Linked DNA regions of Homo sapiens: region 1 is linked to region 2. Evidence: read pairs that join two places in POLR2A ChIA-PET (ENCODE). Cell type or tissue: A673. All regions are shown on one strand. Links, peaks and the distances in the headings refer to the core of each region. The heading gives the core; the rest is flanking DNA. Region 1 has its middle 2.2 kb from the start of ARRDC5. Region 2 overlaps PLIN3 (perilipin 3).

Region 1 (2,906 bases), core at 271-2,770, 53 kb before region 2:
AACTCCTGACCTTAGGTGATCTGCCCGCCTGGACTTCCCAAAGTGCTGGGATTACAGGCATGAGCCACTGTGATTGGCTGGGCATGCATTCTTCATGTACACGTGGTGAGGGGCACAGCCTAAGCACCTTGGATAATGGAAGTTAAGTGTCACAGAGGAGGTATCTAGCCCTCCCTGCAGAAAAGATACTGAGGACTGTTGATTGAGGGCTCCAGTTCCCTAGTCATCTTGAGAACATCAAAATTTTTCAAATTAGCTCAGGTTAATTGTCCAGCTGGGTGCAGTGGCTCACACCTGCAATCCCAGCACTTTGAGAGGCCGAGGAAGGCTGATCTCTTGCGCCCGGGAGTTTGAGACCAGCTTGGGCAACGTAGTGAGAACCCTTCTCTACAAAAAATAAAAATAAATTAGCCAGGCATGGTGGTGTGCACCTGTAGTCCCAGCTACTCAGGACACTGATGCAGGAGGACCTCTTGAGCCCAGAAGATCAAGGCAACAGTGAGCCATGCTTGCGCCACTGCACTCTAGCCTGGGTGACAGAAGGAGACTCTGTCTCAAAAAATAGTAATAATTGCTCAAGTTAATCATTTAAAAACATGAGTAACAAACTATTCCAGGCGTCTCAGAAAAAAAGCTCACAAGTCACTTAGAGCAGGGGTGTCCAATCTTTTGGCTTCCCTGGGCCACATTGGAAGAAGAATTGTCTTGGGCCACACATAAAATACACTAACACTGGCCGGGCACAGTGGCTCACGCCTGTAATCCCAGAACTTTGGGAGGCCAAGGCAGGCGGATCACTGAGGTCAGGAGATCAAGACTAGCCTGGCTAACACGGTGAAACCCCGTCTCTACTAAAAATACAAAAATTAGCCAGATGTGGTGGCACGTGCCTATAATCCCAGCTACTCGGGAGGCAGAGGCAGAAGAATTGCTTGAACCCAGGAGGCGGAGGTTACAGTGAGCCGAGATTGCACCACTGAACTCCAGCCTGGGCAACAAGAGCAAAACTCCATCTCAAAAATAAATAAATAAATAAATAAATAATAAAATACACTAACACTAACAATACCTGATGAGCTAAAAAAAAAATTGCAAAAAAATCTCATAATGTTTTAAGAAACTACAAATTTGTGGCCGGGTGTGGTGGCTCACACCTGTAATCCCAGCACTTTGGGAGGCTGAGGCAGGTGGATCACGAGGTCAGGAGATGGAGACCATCCTGGCTAACATGGTGAAACCCCATCTCTACTAAAAATACAAAAAAAAATTAGCCGGGCATGGTGGCACATGCCTGTAGTCCCAGCTACTCGGGAGGCTGAGGCAGGAGAATGGCGTGAACCTGGGAGGCAGAGCTTGCAGTGAGCCGAGATCACACCACTGCACTCCAGCCTGGGCGACTGAGCAAGACTCTGTCTCAAAAAAAAAAAAAAAAAAAAAAAAAAGAAAGTTTACGAATTTGTGTTGAGCCATATTCCATCCTGGGCCAAATGTGGCCCGTGGGTCAGGGGTTGGATGAGCTTGACTTAGGGAAATAAGAGGCCAATGCCCACAAAAGCTATCACATAAAATAATGCAAGATACAGCCAAGACAAGAAATAAGGCCTGCCAGGCTAGAGAATGGGTACTTCCTAGCCCCTCCTATGATTCAATGTCCCTCCCTCTCAGGCACCAGACCATGTGCAAATCAGGTGCCAGGAATAATTGTTAGAGTGCAAAGGGCTTCAGTTTCCCTTTTGCAAAATGATACATTCTCAGAGGTCATTAAGTCATTCAACAAACTTTTATTGATTCCACCCCCCACACCCACTCCTGGCTGAGCCAGATCCTGCCTGGGTCACGCAGACATTGATGGGCACAAAGTTCACTTAGACAAGGTCTCACCCTGGAGGGACTTCCCATCCAATGGGGGAGATGCAGGCATAAAGAGAAATGTCAGCCAGGCGTGGTAGCTCATGCCTGTAATCCCAGCACTTTGGGAGGCCAAGTGAGGCGGGTGGATCATGAGGTCAGGAGTTCAAGATCAGCCTGGCCAAGATGGTGAAACCCTGTCTCTACTAAAAATAACAAAAATTGGCTGGGTGCGGTGGCTCACGCCTGTAATCCCAGCACTTTGGGAGGCCAAGGTGGGCGGATCACGAGGTCAGGAGATTGAGACCATCCTGGCTAACATGATGAAACCCCGTCTCTACTAAAAATACAAAAAATTAGCCAGGCATTTGTGGCGGACGCCTGTAGTCCCAGCTACTCGGGAAGCTGAGGCAGGAGAATGGCATGAACACGGGAGGCGGAGCTTGCAGTGAGCCGAGATCGCACCACTGCACTCCAGCCTGGGTGACAAAGTGAGACTCCAATCTCAAAAAAAAAACAAAAACAAAAACAAAAAGAACAAAAATTAGCCGGGCACGGGGGCAGGTGCCTGTAACCCCCATGCCCGTAATCCCAGCTACTTGGGAGGCTGAGGCAGGAGAATCGCTTGAACCCAGGGGGCAGAGGTTGCAGTGAGCCGAGATCACGCCACTGCACTCCAGCCTGGGCAACAGAGTGAGATTCCACCTCAAAAAAAAAGAGAAATGTCAATCATGCAGGGAGTTGCTGCTTCCTGATGGTGTCGATGTTCAGATTAAGCACACACTGCCCTGATCAACTTCAGTGCGCACCAGATTTCAGGTCCTGGCCATATCTCTATGTTTTTTCCAATATAGACCAATATAAATGTAGAGTCTTTAAGATGAAAATGAGTGTGTATGCACCTGGGCACAGTGGCTCACAACTGTAATCCCAGCACTTTGGGAGGCCAAGGCAGGCGAATCATGTGAGGCCACAAGTTCGAGACCAGCCTGGCCAACATGGTGAAACCCCGTCTCTACTAAAAATACAAAAATTAGCTAGTTGCAGTGGCACTTGCC
Region 2 (2,906 bases), core at 290-2,789:
AAAAATACAAAAATCGGCTCGGCATGGTGGCATGTGCTTGTAATCCCAGCTACTTGGGAGGCTGAGGCAGGAGAATCACCTGAACCCACGTGGCAGAGGTTGCAGTGAATCGAGATTGCACCATTGCACTCTAGCCTGGGCAACAAGAGTGAAACTCCGCCTCAAAAAAATTAATAAATAAATAAAAATAAAAGATAAAAAATAGCCACGAGTGGTGGTACGTGCCTGTGGTCACAGCTACTCGCTGGGGAAGCTGAGGTGGGAGGCTCACTTGAGCCCAGGAGGTGGAGTTTGTAGTGAGCCGAGATTGTGCCACCGCACTCCACCTGGGTGACAGAGGGAGACTCCATCTCAAAAGAAAAAAAATTAAATTGAAAAAAAAAAACAAAAAACAGGCAGAGTGCAGTGGCTCATGCCTGTAATCCTAGCACTTTGGGAGGCTGAGGTGGGCGGATCACTAGGTCAGGAGTTTGAGACCAGCCTGACCAACATGGTGAAACCCCATCTCTACTAAAAATACAAAATTAGCCTGGCGTGGTGGCGCATGCCTGTAATCCCAGCTACTCGGGAGGCTGAGGCAGGAGAATCGCTTGAACCCAGGAGGCGGAGGTTACAGTGAGCCGAGATCACACAATTGCACTCCAGCCTGGGCAACGAGAGTGAAACTCCATCTCAACAACAGCAACAACAAAAAACAATTAGCCAGGCATGGTGGCGGGCACCTGTAATCCCAGCTGCTTCGGAGGCTGAGGCAGGAGAACTGCTTGAACCCGGGAGACAGAGGTTGCAGTGATCTGAGATGGTGTCACTGCACTCCAGCCTGGGCAAGAGAGCAAGACCCTGTCTCCAAAAAAAAAAAAGAAAGAAAGAAATGAGGTACAGGGAGGTAGAGTGACTTTCCTGAAGCCACACAGCTGAGAAGTAGCTAGCTAGGAACGGAGCCTAGGTAGTCTGGCTGCAGAGTATGAGGTCATGCCCACAACTCCAGACTCAGGGTCACCTGGGGGATGGCGCTCCCTGCCTCAGTCTCCCTGGAAGTTGGGGTGCAGGGGAGGGGTGCCCACATACAGAGGGAAGACGGAGATGCTGGGGTCACCCGGGGGATGGCGCTCCCCGCCTCGGTCTCCCTGGAAGTTGGGGTGCAGGGGAGGGGTGCCCAGATATGGAGGGAAGGCAGAGATGCTGATGCTGTTGCATCTCCTAGGTCCTGGCGGACACCAAGGAGCTTGTGTCGTCTAAGGTGTCGGGGGCCCAAGAGATGGTGTCTAGCGCCAAGGACACGGTGGCCACCCAATTGTCGGAGGCGGTGGACGCGACCCGCGGTGCTGTGCAGAGCGGCGTGGACAAGACAAAGTCCGTAGTGACCGGCGGCGTCCAATCGGTCATGGGCTCCCGCTTGGGCCAGATGGTGTTGAGTGGGGTCGACACGGTGCTGGGGAAGTCGGAGGAGTGGGCGGACAACCACCTGCCCCTTACGGATGCCGAACTGGGTAAGTGTGGCCAGCGGGCTGCTCTGGGACCCCTCCCCAGGCCCCCTGACCGGAAGCCGCTGTCGGCCTCCTGGGGTCTGTGCCGACACTCACTGCCGCCTCGTCCCTGCCACTTCTCCCGGGCATCTTGGAATCTCATCACTAACGCAGTCCCCTCTGTCCTGCTCACCAGCTCCCGCCCTCATCCACCACAGTCTCCTCCCCACAGCAGCCACCAGAGGGCGCCTGTGACCACCTGAGTCAGAACCCGTCCCTCTGCCCACAGCCCTCCATGGACCCCACCTCCCCTGGGGTCAAAGCCCAAGTCCTCGTCACAGCCCACAAGGTCCTGCACAACCTCCCCTGTCCTCTCCCCGCCCTCCTCCTCTTCCCCCTTCGCCACTCCGCTCCTGCATAAATACGTGACTAAACTTGAGATCTCACTGAACTGTGACAACAATGCTGGTGTTCCCGCCAGGCCAGACATCCCACTCCAGTCATCTCGGTCACATATTCGCACTCCCTGCACTGTTTATTTGATATTCTTCTTTAATTAATTTATTTATTTATTTAGAGACAGAGTCTCGCCCTGTCACCTAGGCTGGAGTGCAATGGCGTGATCTCAGCTCACTGCAACCTCTGCCTCCTGGGTTCAAGCGAGTCTCCTGCCTCATCCTCCTGAGTAGCTGGGATTACAGGCACCTGCCACCACACAGCTAATTTTTTGTATTTTTAGTAGAAACGGGGTTTCACTATGTTGGCCAGGCTGGTCTCGAACTCCTGACCTTGTGATCTGCCCACCTCGGCCTCCCCAAGTACTGGGATTACAGGTGTGAGCCACCATGCCCGGCCCTTTTTTATTTATTTGTTTTAGAGATAGAGTCTCACTCTCTTGCCCAGGCTGAAGTGCAGTGGTGCGATCATAGCTCAATGCAGCCTCCAACTCCTGGGTTGAGGCGAGCCTCCCATCTCAGCCTCCGAGTAGCTGGGACTACAAGCACACACCATCACGCCCAACTAATTTTTCTTTATTTAATTTTTGGTAAAGACGGGGTCTCCCTCTGTCATCCCAGCTGATCCAGAACTCCTTGGCTGGAGTGATCCTACTGCTTTAGCCCCCCAAAGTGCGGGGATTGGGATTTTTGCAAATAAGTAGCTTAGGATATAGGCAGGGCGCGGTGGCTCAGCCTGTAATCCCAGCACTTTGGTGGGCCGAGGTGGGCAGATCACCTGAAGTCAAGAGTTTGAGACAAGCCTGGCCAACATGGTGAAACCCGGTCTCTACTAAAAATACAAAAATTAGGCCGGGCACGGTGGGTCACGCCTGTAATCCCAGCACTTTGGGAGGCCAAGGCCGGGCGGATCACAGGTTCAGGAGATCGAGACCATCCTGGCTAACACAGTGAAACCCCATCTCTACTAAAAAAAAAAAAAAAA

What was found. Peaks named below come from ENCODE experiments on the same cell type or tissue, not always from the same donor. Only the 100,000 strongest peaks of a DNase experiment are listed, where the experiment ranks them.
Region 1: POLR2A ChIA-PET joins it to region 2 with 10 read pairs; 28 of 35 experiments call an interaction of 5 or more read pairs at or near these places.

What each region holds. Positions count from the first base shown.
Region 1 is chr19:4,903,645-4,906,550 of GRCh38, reverse strand. It overlaps a transcript of ARRDC5 not described here and a transcript of UHRF1 not described here. Among named protein-coding and RNA genes, the nearest start is that of ARRDC5, 2.2 kb to the right of the region's middle. In A673, for the core only: no CTCF peak of the experiment used is centred there; no DNase peak of the experiment used is centred there.
Region 2 is chr19:4,850,600-4,853,505 of GRCh38, reverse strand. PLIN3 (perilipin 3) reads left to right here. Exons shown (of 8, transcript NM_005817.5): 5 at 1,205-1,490. Among named protein-coding and RNA genes, the nearest start is that of PLIN3, 16 kb to the left of the region's middle. RefSeq lists a silencer at 1,660-1,749. In A673, for the core only: a CTCF peak has its summit at 1,703 (motif pointing right); a DNase peak (open chromatin) is centred at 1,715.